2 separate regions of the Homo sapiens genome follow, and region 2 is linked to region 1. The links are chromatin loops, found by intact Hi-C in ENCODE. Cell type or tissue: IMR-90. All regions are shown on one strand. Each heading gives the region's core, and the rest is flanking DNA. Links, peaks and the distances in the headings are about the cores only.

What was found. Hi-C counts contacts between places; a loop is a spot of excess contacts. Peaks named below come from ENCODE experiments on the same cell type or tissue, not always from the same donor. Only the 100,000 strongest peaks of a DNase experiment are listed, where the experiment ranks them.
Region 2: a loop joins it to region 1, with 6 times the contacts of the local background. A loop is called at or near these places in 1 of 110 quality-filtered maps.

The regions. Positions count from the first base shown.
Region 1 is chrX:85,048,650-85,057,046 of GRCh38, forward strand. APOOL (apolipoprotein O like) reads left to right here. Exons shown (of 9, transcript NM_198450.6): 3 at 2,740-2,859; 4 at 5,695-5,749; 5 at 7,178-7,276. Among named protein-coding and RNA genes, the nearest start is that of APOOL, 49 kb to the left of the region's middle. In IMR-90, for the core only: a CTCF peak has its summit at 4,526 (motif pointing left); DNase peaks (open chromatin) are centred at 4,142 and 4,502; H3K27ac peaks cover 375 bases.
Region 2 is chrX:83,912,320-83,920,716 of GRCh38, forward strand. No RefSeq gene overlaps it. Among named protein-coding and RNA genes, the nearest start is that of CYLC1, 55 kb to the left of the region's middle. In IMR-90, for the core only: a CTCF peak has its summit at 4,398 (motif pointing right); no DNase peak of the experiment used is centred there.

The DNA.
Region 1 (8,397 bases), core at 1,880-6,879:
TGTAAAGTGAGCTATACTTCTGTTTAAATCTGTAATAACACTTCTACTAAACCAGAATACTTTATGAATGAAGTGTTCTGGTTATTTGGTTGTTTGAATCTTTTGGTAAACTTGCAGCTAAACAGAAAATCTGTTTTAGTTCAACTCTTCTCACTAAACATCTTTTTAAATATTCTCAATATATTCCTGCCTTATATGCCATCTAGTGAACATAATTAAATCTCCCTTTAATAGAAAACTCTGTAGCACCATGAGACAATCATTTTTTTTAACCATGAAATCTGTAGTATTCAGATCAGTAAAATGACTGGCAATTGGAATGCATGTATACAGCCAGCCCTAGACATCCCTGGACATTTCTTTTTAAAATCCCTCTATGAGATGAATTATACTTATTTTCTTGCCATTTGCTTGTTGTCACTGAGAAATAACAGAAAAATACTGATTTGAGAGTTTTAGTTACTTTGGTTCAATTTAATTTTAAATGTGGTTTTATAGCTTACTCAATGTAATCATAATTTCTAAATGAGAACATACAAGTTCTATCTATACAATAAGTGGCATTTAAGCCCCAAGGTCTCTAAAATTTGTAGTGAGAATGCTTTTCTCAATGGAGGCTATAGTAACATGCTACTGGCTAGCTCTTAAAATTCTTAAAGTAGAGCTGAAATCCTATCATCATAAACGTTTCAACTATGCCTATGCCTTAGAAGGAAAATACTTTAAAACACTGGTTCTTAACCATTCTGACCCCTTTGAGAGTCTGATAAAAACTTTGAATGCTCTTCCTAGAAAACTACATATACAAAATTTTGTTTATAATAGGCAACAAACAGATAAAGAACCTGAACCCGTGAGGCGCAGTGCCTCATGCTTGTAATCCCAGCACTTTAGGATGCCAAGGCGGGCGGATTGCTTGAGCTCAAGAATTGGAGACCAGTCTGGGCAACAGGGTGAAACCCCATCTCTACAAAAAAAATACAAAAATTAGCCGGGTTTGTTGGGGGTGTGCCTGTAGTCCCAGCTACTCGGGATGCTGAGGTGAGAGGATTGCTTGAGCCCGGGAGGTTGAGGCTACAGTGAGCTGTGTTCATGCCACTGTACTCTAGACTGGATGACAAAACAAGACCGTCTCAAAAAACAAACAAACAAACAAAAAACAACTTAATCAGCAGGTTTTGATGGGGACAGAGGAGAGAGAATAAGAACAATGAGTGTAATAAAGTTTGGAATTGGGATGTGTAAATAATAAAGAGGATAGAAACATGATGGACAAACATGTAAGTAAATAACGTTGCCCACTCTGACACCAGTACATCCACATATACCTCTCCTTTCTAGGGGAGAGAGGAAACTTGCCTATTTGCAGTGCACCTGCTTTTTATATATAAAACGCATCTTTAATAAGATATGCATCTCTCACCTTCCTAATTATACATAGTTGCCAATGTGGTGAATTTAAGCATTAGTCCAGAAAGATAAAACACTAACTCTTTAATCCTGGTATGGGTAGTAAAGAGTCATTTAATGGTAAAACAAGACTTTTCTGACTTACTACTGGAAAAGCTTTACCAAACTCACACTGTCTTATGTTTTATTTATTTTTTAACTTTAGATAAAAAAACTGACATAAAATTGTATGCATTTACCTTGTACAGCATGATGCTTTGAAGTATATATACATTGTGGAATGACTAAATCTGTCTAATTTACATATGTATTACCTTGAATAGTTATCATTTTTGTGTTGAGGACATTTTATACCCACTCTTAGCATTTTTCAAGAAAACAATATAGTGTTAACTATAGTTTCATGTTTGTTGTTGGTAGAGGAGCAAATCCAAAGTCATTAATCATCTAGTTCCCTTGATGTTGATTTGTAAACTTGATTCTTCCCAGTTCTATCTTCCTCAAACACCAGGCTTCATAGGAGGATTTATACCCTAAATATAAAAGCAAAAAAAAAAAAAAAATTTTTTTTTAAAGGAAGTAAGTCCCTACCTGGTTAAGTTTTTCATTGTTCTTTTGTGTATGTTTGTTTTTATTAAATACTAATTAGAATCAAAAGGCTGTTCAAAATATGAAAGGTATGAATAATAATATGATGATGATAATGATGTACAACCGTATACCTAGCACCCAATTTAAAGGAAAACAAAATCCTCTGTGTTTCCATTTCATTCCATTCAGAGGTTACCATTACCCTGAATTTTTACTATTATTCCCCTCCTTTACTTTTTAATTTTACCTTATATGTCTGTATTGCTAAGCAATGTTTTTTTTAAGTAACCTTATATTCCTGAAATTCATCCAAATTTTTCCATGTTGCTGTAATTTTTATATTTACCCCCTAATTTCTAATATTTCTTTGTACGAATATACCCCAAAGGATCCATTTTACTGTGGATGGACATTGGGTTGGTTGTAATTAAAATGTTGCTGTGAACGTTATTATACTAACTCTGGGTGTGCAAAGACAGTAGTTTCTCTAAATATACATAGGAGTAGAACCATTGGATTATATTATATTTGGCATCTTTTAATTTCTGGGTTTTAAACGGTCTTTATAAACAGTTTACCACATCATTCCTGTATTTAAGATGGTTTTTTAAAAGTATTTTATCAGCATTTTTAGTTGTTTTTAGAAAGAAGGCTGATGAGGATTCCTGTTCTGCCATACCGCTGTTATGGACAGTCCAGCTATTTTATGTTTTTGACATGAACATTTTTTGCCTGTAGCTCCCCATATATACTGCACCACCGCTCCAGTCTAAATATGTTGAAGAGCAGCCTGGTCATTTACAAATGGGCTTTGCTTCCATCCGCACTGCAACTGGTTGTTACATTGGCTGGTGCAAGGTAAGTCAATTCTGATAGTGGTTTAATATCAGAGATTTCTGATTAATTGTTCCAGTTACCTACTGATGTGTAGAAAACTAATCCAAAACTTAATGGCTTAAAACCACAACCATTATATTACATCTTATGATTTTGTAAGTCATGAATTTGATCTGAGTTCAGACAGGTGATTTGTCTGTTGCATGTGGCATTGACAGAGGTGGCCCAGTGGGGTTCATCTGGCAAATGAGCTGATCTAGACAGTCCAAGACAGCTTTATTTGCATCTCTGGCACCTTGTTAAGGATGGCTGGATGACTGGGTTCAGCTGGGATTATTGACTAGAACACCTACACGTGGCCTCTCAAGCATGGTGATCTCAAATAGGTCAGATATAACTTACTTGGGTAATTCAGGGCTCCTAAAGACAATGTTACAAGTGGCCCTAGGCAGAATTTGCCAGGCTTTTTGCCTATCATCAGATATCCAAGAAAGTCACTTCTACAGCATTCTATTGTTAAGTCACTAAGGCCAGCTCAGTTTTAAAGGGAAGGGAATTAGATGCCAACTCTCAGTAGAAGTAGCAGCAAATAATTTGTGGCTATATTGAACCTACTCTACCACTACTGCATAGATTAAAGTAGTTCAGCAAGGATTTATGTCACCTAGCATGTACACAGTGTCACTCACTTTTTATGTGAAGTTCTGAGATTACTTCTGAATATTTTCTTCTTTGGCTAAGTAAAGTGTTATTTACTTGTTGGCGTTAGCTCATAAGACCATTCTAACTACAGTAAGCTATTGGGCAAAGTAGAATACACGTGACTTTAATGCTTAGCCTTCAATCAGCAATATCCATCAGCAGAGTGGTGGAGTAAGCTGATGCAACACTAATGTTTCATTATCATCACATAAACATCATTGTGTTAGCATCTCCAGTGTCAGTATCTTAATGTTGGTACCAGTGTTTTCATCATTCTAACCTAGTAACCATGCGACTTTTCCCCAAATATAGCCTGATGGTGAATCATTGTTCTTTTTAGTTTCTATCCATTATCTTTAAAAAGAAATCTAATGAACTTATGAAAAATAATTTGTGCTTAGGTGAAATACCAAATCAATGAACTCTGGTAATTCCAGATAATATTTCAAATATCTGATAAGTACATGATGTTATTTTTGAAAACTTGTGTTTGTCATACAATTCTTATGGTACTAGTTGTACTACACACTATTAATAGTTTGATCTAAGAGGGAAATACCTTAACCAATTATGGTCTGAATCATGCCCCTATGACTATGTGCCAATAGCTAGATGATTCAGACTTAAGCCTCCTGAGATGTAATTTTCCATAATGTTCTGAAATTTTTCTTCAGTGAGATAAAATGTTCCTGAGAGGTCTTTAAATTGCTATTGTAACTGTCATCCAATTTAAGATTCAAAAGAATGTTTTATTCCATTAATATGCTCAAACAAATAGGTTGAAGAAAGGCAATTTCCAGTGCATTTTGTCCTAAATGTAAACAATTTTTTTTCCTAATTTTCCCCTAAAAATGTAATCCATTCTTTAAAAATTATGTCTGACTCAAATTCGTTCCACATTAAAGCTTGAATCATGTAGAGCAAATTCAATTTCTACTCCTGCTAGCTTAGTGTTTTGAAATTTAGGTAGCACTGACCCCATGTGGTAAAAATGAATTCCTTAGCAGAGCTAAGAAAAATTTTTTTTGAAAGATGACTAATTTTCTTCCTTAATGGTTAAATGATTCCCAATCGACTGGTCAATAGGTATTTTAACTTTGAAGGTGAAATATTCTCAAGACAGTCCCTACAGAAAAGTAGTTCAATAGCAGTTAGCGTTTATGCTGATTTGTACAATTTTAAACCAAGATGAACCTCTGCATCTCTCTGATAACCATTAAAATATGTAAGACAAAATTACAAAACCAAGCTATCTCTATAACAAAAACTTATTTCTTCCCTGTCCAATATAATAATATCTGTTTTCTCTGCTTTGAAAGTCTCTTTTGTTCTTGTTTTTATCCCATGGTTTCATAGCAGCTAGTTCAGAGAAGGATTGTGTTTTCTGGTTCCATCAACAGAGTACAATATGACCACGAGTAAATCATTTTGTGACTTCCTTTTTTTTCTTATCTAAGTGAGGTAATACCTAGCACTCAATAAATATATTTAACACTCTTTTGCACTAAAATAAATCAGTTAGAAACAGGTAAAGTTAAAGATTTGCTTTAAAACTTTAATTCCTCTGATGTATTAACATAGTTTTGATTTCTAGAGAATTTATGTTCCGATTTAAAAACAGGATAAACACTGGTCTATGTAGGATGATTTCTGTCCTGAGGTAATTTAGATTTTTTTCTCATTCTAATGCACACTAAGAAAAGGGAGGAAGATGAAGCCCTTTGCTTTAGGCTTTTTGCTCTTTTTTTCCCTCCACAAATCATTATGTTGTTGCTATTGCAACTTTATTAATCAGATGTTGCTTCTAAACTGAAATATACCTCCCTTCTTCTTTATTTAAATTCCATTTATTTTTCTAGGTCATTATAAAATAAGATGATAAATATTTTTTTCAGTATCATTTCTGCTCTGATTATTTCATAGGCACATTATCCATTTATATGAGAAAAATGATATAAATGTTATCCATGTTAAATAGAATGAAAAGCAGGAAATGAAAACAAGCTGGTAGTGAATACATAGGAAAGCTGGATTTAGATTTGGGCATAATGTTAAGTCAACCTTTTAATATAATCTCAGAGATGCAGGCAATTTTATCTCATTATCAACAGCTTCAAAAATGCAGATGTCTTCCCCCCCTTTTTTTTTGCTTAGGGTGTTTATGTCTTTGTGAAAAATGGGATAATGGATACAGTACAATTTGGAAAAGGTAGGTGAGTAGATAATTAGAAATGTTTTATTGTGTTTTTAAATTGCATTGTTTAAATGTGAGAAAAATAAACTTGGTATGTTACCCATTATCATGCATTTACCAACTCAGAAGGTACTCTCTATAGCAATTTATTGATTAATTTATTGATTATTTGTTGATTATTGATTAATAGCAAAGCAGTAATATTCATTATTCAGCAGTTATTATTGGCTAAGGTGTTGTACTTAGCATTTTACATAATTTTTGTCACAATTATGTTAGTATTGGTATTATAATTATTCCCATTTTACAGATGAGGGCAACTGAGGTTTAGGAAGGTTAAGTAGGTTATCGAGCTTACGTAACTGTAAGTGGTAGTGCCAGGATACAAACTGAGGTCTGTTTTAACTACAAAGTCTATATTATATATCATAAAGCATAAATTAAAAACATGTCTCCATTGTTGCTAATTAGTTTAAGTGCTACTTGCTGTTAAAATACATTGTATTTTGCTGTCAATTGCTAGGAAATGTTATAGCAATCACTAACCCTGGAATATTTAAGCTAATGGTTAAAAAGCAATTATACTTGACTCTTTAGCTTGTTAATGGTGTTTGGCAACAGATATAGCTTTGTAATATTCTTGGCTTATGCCAGTTGTCATAATAAATATGTATAGGAGATAGAAAGATGAGCTAAAATGTTGAATGTTTCCATGAAGTTGATGACCTGTATTTGAATTGTCATTATTTAATGTATTAGGAATAAATTCAAAATTATATTCCTCATCAATCATGAGGAATAGGATTAAATATGTGATTGCCATTAAATAATTAACTATGATAGAAAAGTGTACTTTTGGAACCAGAAACAAATTCAACATATAGAAAGCCAAGAACTACTCTTCATCTACTTTTTGTCTAGGCTCACTGATGATTGACTTTAACCAACAGCAGTGGCTGTCCTGAGGTTATTAGGGAGTAGTGGCAAGCAAGGTCTAGTAGCTGTGTATATCCTTAAACTATTATTCAAAACTCCTTAATAAAGTATCTATTTCATTTCTTATTGGAGGCTACCAGTGTTTGAACAGATAAGGGCAGAAGTTCATCATAGAGATATAATACATACGCAGTCAGAAATTTACCTTATAGTAACCCATATTAAGATGTGCCCTCTAGCATTACATTTCTTTATAGTAATAACCGTCAGTATCATTAGGAAAAGAAATATTAAATCAGCTACGGAAGGAAAATTTTATTTTGTAACAAGTAAATATATCTAGTTTTTTAGCTTGCTACTCATATTGTCATTATATGTAGCTCTTTTGAAGAATATTTAAACCTCATTATTATCTTAGCAAATCTCTTTAACCTTCCTGCATTATAACTGTATAGAATATCCAGTAGAATTCAGTTATTCATGTTAATTTTTAACTGATTTCTTGAGATGCTTATGTCTATCTGAAGAATCCTCCTCGAGATTTTCTTCCGAAAATGGGAGTTATTACAGTTTCAGGATTGGCGGGCTTGGTTTCAGCGAGAAAAGGTAGGGTTTTAAAAAATATATTCTCTCTTAATGCCATGATATTAGTTTCTGAATTTTGTGGTCATGAGAAAACCTCATATGCTTTATTGAATATTATCTGGATAGGCTACTGTAAAGATTTTTAGATTCTGTATTACAGCATGCTTACTTTTATAAGGACTTTGTGTTTTCAAAACTATAGCTATTCCAAAGGCTGTTCAACGTCATTAGTCATTAGGGAAATGCAGATGAAAACTAGAATGAGATACCATGTCAGTCCCAACAACATTCTTTAGGATGAGACCAAGAGAAAATCAAATTTTGTCTCATATATCAGTATCTCTGTCTCAAATCTTTAAAGTAGCTGCCAGAATATGGGGGTCATGACTGAGAAAAGTAGTTTGAGTGATTAGTATATATTTTTACATTAAGATAAAACTCTCAAGAAATTTTTTCAGTAGTTAGTGACTCTTAAGATCTTAAAAAAAAGTTACCTAGAAAACAAAATGACAAATTATAATTTTAATAGAAATAGCTATATGTTTAAAAAAATTTTTGGCCGGGCACAGTGGCTCACGCCTATAATCCCAGCACTTTGGGAGGCTGAGGTGGGTGGATCACCTGAGGTCGGGAGTTTGAGACCAGCCTGACCAACATGGAGAAACCCTGTCTCTACTAAAAATACAAAATTAGCCGGGCTTGGTGGCACATGCCTGTAATCCCAGCTACTCGGGAGGCTGAGGCAGGAGAATCACTTGAACCCGGGAGGCAGAGGTTGTGATGAGCCAAGATCATGCCATTACACTTCAGCCTGGGCAACAAGAGCGAAACTCCATCTCAAAAAAAAAATATTTTAAAATTATCACACAGTAAATTCATACAATTCTATCAGTTTTAATATATACATAGAGTCATGTAACCATCACCACAACCAGGATACAGAACAGTTATATCATTCCCAAAAAGTACCTCATGCTGTCTGTCTGCAGTCAGACCTTCTTCCCACTTCTAACTCCCAGAAACACTGATCTGTTCTCTGTCACTATAGCTCTGTCTTTTTGAGAATGCCATCTAAATGGAATCATACATAGACTGGCTTCTTTCACTTAGATTATCAAGATTGTTGCATGTGTCAATAGCTT
Region 2 (8,397 bases), core at 2,112-7,111, 1.1 Mb before region 1:
ACACCAGGTAGAAGATGCATCTGTTTATGCTCCTACAGGCGGGCTGGTAAATTCCAGTTTAACTGCAGATCCCAAGGAGTCCCTTTAACGAAGCTCTAGCCCCTCCTCATTGTGATCTGGAAGAAGTGCTGCCTACCCAGGAATCTGCCAGGAGAAATGCTTGTTTGTATACCTAGAGGCAGGCACACTGAGCTTAGAAGATTCTGAAGCAACCCTGCTACACAGCTCCAGTGTCACTCAGCCACGGTGAGTGAGTAACCTGGCAGAAGATGAACTCATCCATTCCTCCAAAGTTGGACTTAAAAACCTTGAAATGGGATAACATATTTGCAAATCATATATCTGATAAGGAGTTAATATTGAAAATATATAAGGAATGCAATAGCAAACAACTCAATACCAAAAGGACCACTAATGTGATTAAACAATAAGCAAAGGGACCTAAATAGACTTTTTTTCCAAAGAAGACATACAAATGGCCAGAAAGCGTATGAAAAAATGTTCAACATTACTAATTATCGTAAAATGCAAATCAAAACCATGGTGACCTATCAACTCACAACTGTTAGGATAATTATAATGAAAAAGACAAAAGGTATCAGGTGTTGGCAAGGATATGGAGAAAAGGGGACTCTTGTATACTGTTGGTGGGTATGTAAAATAATGCAGCCACTATGAAAAACAATATAAAGGTTCCTGAAAAAATTCAAATTGTATCTACTATATGATCCAGCAATCCCACTTCTGGGTAGATAACAAAAGAATATAAAATTAATATCTCGAAGAGATAGATACCTGTACTCCCATGTTTATTGCAGCATTATTCACAATAGCCAGGACATGCAACAACTTAATTGTCCATCAACTAATGAATGGAATTAATTAATATATTAAATATTAACAAAATTAAAATGGAATTATTTATATATTAAAATTAATATATAAGTATATATTCATATAACATACATATTACATTAACATAATTATATATGTACACATATATAGGAGATTATGTCATTTGTGACAAAATGGGTGAACTTGAAAGATATTTTGCTAAATAAAATAAGTCAGACAAATAAATACAAATACTGTATGATCTCAACTATATGTAGAATCCCAAAAATCAGTCTTATAGAAGCAGAGTAGAAAGATAATTACCAGGAGCTATATAAGAGTGGAGGAGAAATGGGGAGATGTTGATCAAAGGGTACAAATTTTCAGTTATAAGATGAATAAGTTATGGTGATGTAATTTACAGCATGTTGAGTATAGTTAATACTGTATTGTACACTTGAAATTTTCTTAGAGAATTGATCTTGTGTCTTCACCACACACACACACACACACACACACACACACACACATAAATGGTAACTATGAGGTAGTGGATGTATTTATTGGCTTGACTGTGGTGATCATTTCACAATGTATACGTACACATAACCATCAATTCATACACTTTAAATATATGAAATTTTATCTGTCAATAATACCTCAATGGCCATACTGCCCAAGGTAATTTATAGATTCAGTGCCATCCCCATCAAGCTACCAATGACTTTCTTCACAGAATTGGAAGAAACTACTTTAAAGTTCATATGGAACCAAAAAAGGGTGTTATCTTTTATTTCCTCTCACATGAAAATTACACTCATTTTCTTCCCAGCACATCATAGATGTCTAATTTAATCATGGCATTGGCTAAACTCAGGATCTCTTGATCTGTGTCAGGTGGCTACTCTTTTTTTTTTTTTTTACTTTATACACATTTTTATATGATTATAAACTGTTTCTTTTTCTTAGTTAACATATTCTAATTGTACAATTTTATGGGGTAAAATTTGGCGTTTCAATACATGTATATGTTGTAATATGATCAAATCAGAATTGTTAACACCAGTATCTTATGCATTCATCATTTTTTTGTGGTGAGAACATTCAAAGGACTCTCGTCTGGCTATTATGTCATATAATGTCTTACTGTTAATTATAGTCACCCTCCTGTGCAAAAAAATAAGAAAGTTGATATTATAGAAATGGAGAATGGAATAGGAAACTTTTTAAACAATGCAATTTAAAGGTCAATTTTCAAAAGAAAAAAGCGAGGTAAAACATTTGCAAAATGAATGTAAACATATATTTACAGATTTGCTAAGAGGGTAGATCTTATGTTTAGAGTCTTTACCACACAGTCATGTGCATGAGTGCACCCACGCGCACACACACACACACACACACACAGAGATAGAGAGAAAATAAAAAAAATACAAAAAGCGGTAGGAGATTTTGTTTTCTTTTACATGTTCTGTGCTAAGAATATAATACTTTCACAATAAGAAAATAAAACCAAACAATTTTTTAAAACATTAAACATCATACAAATAATGAAGGAAAGTAAATATTTACTATTAGCAGTTATCAGGCTTTTTTGGTTATTTTGTTTTTAAATTTTTTATTTCCATAGGTTATTGGGAAACAGGTGGTATTTGCTTACATGAATAAGTGCTTTAGTGGTGATTTGTAAGATTTTGGTTCACCCATCACCCGAGCAGTATACACTGCACCCAACTTGTAGTCTTTTACTCCTCACCCCCTTCCAATCCTTTCCCCCTGAGTCCCCAAAGTCCATTATGTCATTCTTATACCTATGCATTCTCATACCTTAGCTCCCACTTATGAGTGAGAACATTGGATATTTGGTTTTTCATTCCTGAGTTACTTGACTTAGAATAATAGTCTCCAATGTCATCCAGGTCGCTGTGAATGCCATTAATTCATTCGTGTTTATGGCTGAGTAGTATTCCATAGTGTATATATATATATTCCACAGTTTCTTCATCCACTCATTGATCAATGGGCACTTGGGTTGGTTCCACATTTTTGCAATTGTGAATCGTGTTGCTATAAACGTGTGTGTGCAAGTATCATTTTGTATAATGACTTCTTTTCCTCTGGGTGGATACCCAGTAGTGGGGTTGCTAGATCAAATGGTAGTTCTACTTTCAGTTCTTTAAGGAATCTCCACACTGTTTTCCATAGTGATTGTACTAGTTTACAGTCCCACTGGCAGTGAAGAAGTGATCCCTGTTCAGCATAGCCACACCAACATCTATTATTTTTTGATTTGTTGATTATGGCCATTCTTGCAAGAGTGAGGTGGTATCGCCTTGTGGTTTTGATTTGCATTTCTCTGATCATTAGTGAGGTTGAGCATTTTTTCATGTTTGTTGGCCATTTGTGTATCTTCTTTAGAGAATTGTCTATTCATATCCTTAGCCCACATTTTGATGGTATTGTTTTTTTCTTTGCTAATTTGTTTGGGTTTGTTGTAGATTCTGGATATTTGTCCTTTGTCAGATGTATAGATTGTGAAGAGTTTCTCTCACTCTGTAGGTTGTCTCTTTACTCTGCTGACTGTTCCTTTTGCTGTGCAAAAGCTTTTTAAATCAGTTAAGTTCCAGCTATTTATCTTTGTTTTAATTGCTTATTTTTCATCTGCATCTCCTCTTTATTGAAGTATCTATTTAATTATTTGATTCATTTATACTGGGTTATTTGTTTTGTCATTATTGAGCTCTGAGAACTTGATTTTCATATTCTGGATGCAGATCCTTTATAATCCATGAGTTTGCAAACACTTTATCTCCATATATGGCTTCTCTTTTTATTCTATCAACAATGTCTTTCAAAGAGAAGTCATTTTTAATTTTGATAATGCCCAATTTGTCATTGTATCTTCTAACAGATAATGCTATTGGTGTCATATATGAAAATCCTTTGCATAATTCAAGATAAGAAAAACTTTTTCTGTTATATTTTAGAAGTTTTATGGTTTAAGTTTACATTTATAACTATGATTTATTTCAAGTTAATTTTTGTATATGCTATAAGGTGACGGTCAAGGTTTATATTTTTCATACAAATATTCCAGAATCACTATTTGTATGTAAAAAAGGTATTCATCTGAGGTTCCTTTGCACCTTTGTCAAAAACAGTTGCCTGATCAGCAAGATGACAGACTAAGTAGCTCCAGGTCTTTATTCCCCCCACAGAGGCACCAGGATAACAACTAAATGTAGACAAGAATACCTTTTTGAGAATTCTAGAAAACAGCTGAAAAGCTAAGGCACACAAGTTGACACAAAACTAACAAGAAATTTTAGTGAAAGGGGTAGAAAACTTTACAACTGGAAGGAAATCTCCCATACTAGGGCCCATCTTTCAGGATGAAAACAAAAGAGTGGACCATGTATCCAATGTTCTGGTTTGTCTAGGGATTACTAGAGTGATTGCTTTTTATTTTGCCTGACACAGTACTGAATAGATTGGAGACCTAGTTTGGGAGTCATTGAAAACAGTTGCGCACCCAGCAGGTTAGGACTGCAGCTCCTCAGGCAAACACCAGAGGGAGCAAGAGATTACACCAGAAGAAGCAAGGGCAGACAGTTCAGGAAATTTGAGTCTGTTAAAATCACATGCACAAGCCCAAAAATGACACATTTTCAGAAAATATTTGAGAGTTCATAGAACCTCTAACAGGCTGATTAGCGAATGTTGTCCCCTGTACAAAGCTATACTTTAAATACTGGGAGAGATGGTGGTTTTCTAATGCCCAAATCTCAACAAAAGATTATAAGGTATACAAAAAAAAAAAAAAAAAACAAAAAACAAAAAACAGGAAAACATGGATCAATGAAAGGAACAAAATAAAACTCAAGAAACCTACCTAAAGAAATGCAGCTCTATGAGCTACCTCACAATAGATGTAAAATAACTGTGTTAAAGATGCTTGACAAGGTAAAAGAAAACATTTTTTTTGAGTTAATATACATTATATGTAGGCTGTATTTTTTTAATTTTATTATTATTATACTTTAAGTTTTAGGGTACATGTGCACAATGTGCAGGTTAGTTACATATGTATACATGTGTCATGCTGGTGTGCTGCACCTATTAACTCGTCATTTAGCATTAGGTATATCTCCTAATGCTATCCCTCCCCCCTCCCCCCACCCCACAACAGTCCCCAGAGTGTGATGTTCCCCTTCCTGTGTCCATGTGTTCTCATTGTTCAATTCCCACCTATGAGTGAGAACATGCGGGGTTTGGTTTTTTGTCCTTGCAATAGTTTACTGAGAATGATGATTTCCAATTTCATCCATGTCCCTACAAAGGACATGAACTCATCAGTTTTTATGGCTGCATAGTATTCCATGGTGTATATGTGCCACATTTTCTTAATCCAGTCTATCATTGTTGGACATTTGGGTTGGTTCCAAGTCTTTGCTATTGTGAATAGAGCCACAATAAACATACGTGTGCATGTGTCTTTATAGCAGCATGATTTATAGTCCTTTGGGTATATACCCAGTAATGGGATGGCTGGGTCAAATGGTATTTCTAGCTCTAGATCCCTGAGGAATCGCCACACTGACTTCCACAATGGTTGAACTAGTTTACAGTCCCACCAACAGTGTAAAAGTGTTCCTATTTCTCCACATCCTCTCCAGCACCTGTTGTTTCCTGACTTTTTAATGATCGCCATTCTAACTGGTGTGAGATGGTATCTCATTGTGGTTTTGATTTGCATTTCTCTGATGGCCAGTGATGGTGAGCATTTTTTCATGTGTTTTTTGGCTGCATAAATGTCTTCTTTTGAGAAGTGTCTGTTCATGTCCTTTGCCCACTTTTTGATGGGGTTGTTTTTTTCTTGTAAATTTGAGTTCATTGTAGATTCTGGATATTAGCCCTTTGTCAGATGAGAGAAATCTAAATAAAATCATATAAAGAATGCAAAAGCCAAAATTACAATAACCGACAAAGAGATGGAAACTATCAGTGCATGGTGGTGGGCTATGAGATAGTCTTTCTTTCCTCAACAAAGATAAACAATGTGGCAACTATTCATGAAGAAAAATAAATCTGAAAGTGCAGAGGACCCACTTAAAAGATTGTTTTAAAGAAACTCAGCAAGTTACAAGAGAACATGTATAAAAAACTTAATAAAATCAGGAAATCAATACAAAAACAAAATGAGAAACTAAACAAAGAGATTACAAATATTAATATTTTTTAAAAAGCAGAAATTTGGGGGCTGAAGGAGAAAATGGCTGAATTAAAATTGCAATAGACAGCTTTAACAGAAGACTAGATTTAGCAGAAGAAATAATAAACAAACTCAAGGAAATGTCATTTGAAATCATTTAGTCAGAGGATAAAATAAAAAGAATTGAAGAAAATCTACAGGGTTTATGGCACACCATCAAGAGAGCAAACATTCCAATAATAATATGTTTTTCCCCTTGATATCCATGTGAAATTGGCTTCAGAATGCCTCAGAGATACTGAATCCTATGGATGCTTAAGTCTCTTATATAAGATATTATAGTATTTGCCTATAACCTGAGCACATTGTCCCATATACTTTAAATCATCTTTAGAATACTTACAATACCTAACACTATGTAAATGTCATACAAACACTTGCTGTACTGTATTTTTTTATTTTTTATTGATGTATTGTTATTTTTCCTTTTTTTAAATATTTTTTGTCCATGATTGGTTGAATATGTTGATGTAGCACCTGCAAATATAGAGAGCTAACTGTATTTACATGAGGAGAAGAGAGATAATTTGTACCAGAAAGCTTATTTAAAGGAATAATAGCTGAAAACTTCCCAAATCTGGGACATGATGTAAATATCTAGGTATAGGAAGCTCAGAATTCTCCAATAAAATTTAACCCAAAGAAGAGTTCACTAAGACATATTATAATGAAGCTATCAAAATCCAGAGACAGATAAGAATTCTGAAAGCACCAAGAGAATATAAGCATATCAAATATTAAGGGAGCACCAATATGACTATTGGAGGATTTCTCTGCAGAAACCTTGTAGGCCAAGAAATTGTAAGAATGTGCTAAAAGCAAAACAAGACTGTAAACCAAGAATACTTTGAACGGCAAAGCTGTTTTACAGAAATGAGGGAGAAATAAAGAATTTTTCAGACAAAAACAAAACAAAACAAAACAAAAAAACAGCTAAAGGATTTTATCACCACCAGTCCTGCCTTATAGGAAATGACAAAAGAAGCTATTTTTCTGCAAGAAAATAATTACTAATTAGTTCCATGAAAACAGGAAAGTTTGTTCTCAGATGCATAATTTGCAAATATTCTCTTTCATTCTGTAGGTTGACTCTTTATTTGGTTGATTATTTATTTCGCTGTGCAGAAGCTTTTCAGTTTAATGAAGTCTCATTTCTCTACTTTTGTTTTCATTGCATTTGCTTTTGAGATCTCAGCCATAAATTCTTGTCCTAGGCCAGTGTTGGGAAGAGTTTTTTCTAGGTTTTCTTCAAGAAATTTTAGTTTCAGATCTTACATTTAAGTCATTATTCCATTTTGAGTTTAATTTTGTATATGATGAGAGATAGAGATCCACTTTTATTCTTTTGCCTATGACTATCCAACTTTTCAAACACCATATATTAAATAGGGTATCCTTTCTCCATTGTTTTTGCCTACTTTGTCAAAGATACGTTAAGGGAAGGTGTGAGGCATTATTTCTGAGGTCTCTATTCTGTTCCAGTGATCTATGTATCTATTTTTATATCAGTAGCATGCAGGGTTTTTTTGGTGGTGTGGTGGTGTTGCTTTTTTTTTTTTTTTTTTTTTTTTTTTTTGGAGACAGAGTCTCACTCTGTCGCCCAGGCTGGAGTGCAGTGGCATGATCTCAGCTCACTGCAAGCTCTGCCTCCCGGGTTCACACCATTCTCCTGCCTCAGCCTCCGAGTAGCTAGGACTACAGGCGCCTGCCCCCACGCCCGGGTAATTTTTTTGTATTTTTAGTAGAGACGGGGTTTCACCATGTTAACCAGGATGGTCTCAATCTCCTGACCTCGTGATCCGCCCGCCTCGGCCTCCCAAAGTGCTGGGATAACAGGTGTGAGCCACCGCACCCAGCCGCATGCTGTTTTGATTACTATACGCTTGTGATATAATTTGAAGTCAAATAATGTGATGCCTCTGGCTTTGTTCTTTTTGCTTAATACTGATTCGGCTATATCAGCTCTTTTTTGGTTCCCTATAAATTTGAGAATAATTCTTTTCTGATTTTGTAAAAAATGACACTGGTATTTTGATAGCAATTGCATTGAATCTGTACATTACTTTCGGCAGCTTGGTCATTTTAACCATATTGATTCTTCTAATCCATGAGCATGAGATGTTTTCCTCTCTGTTTATATGATGTATTATTTCTTTGTTTGGTTTTTTATAGTTTTTCTTTTAGAGATGTTTTACCTCTTACATTAATTGTACTGTGAGGTGTTTTCGATTTTTTGCAGCTGTTGTAAATGGGACTGATTCCTTGATTTGAATCTCAGCCTGGTAGTTATT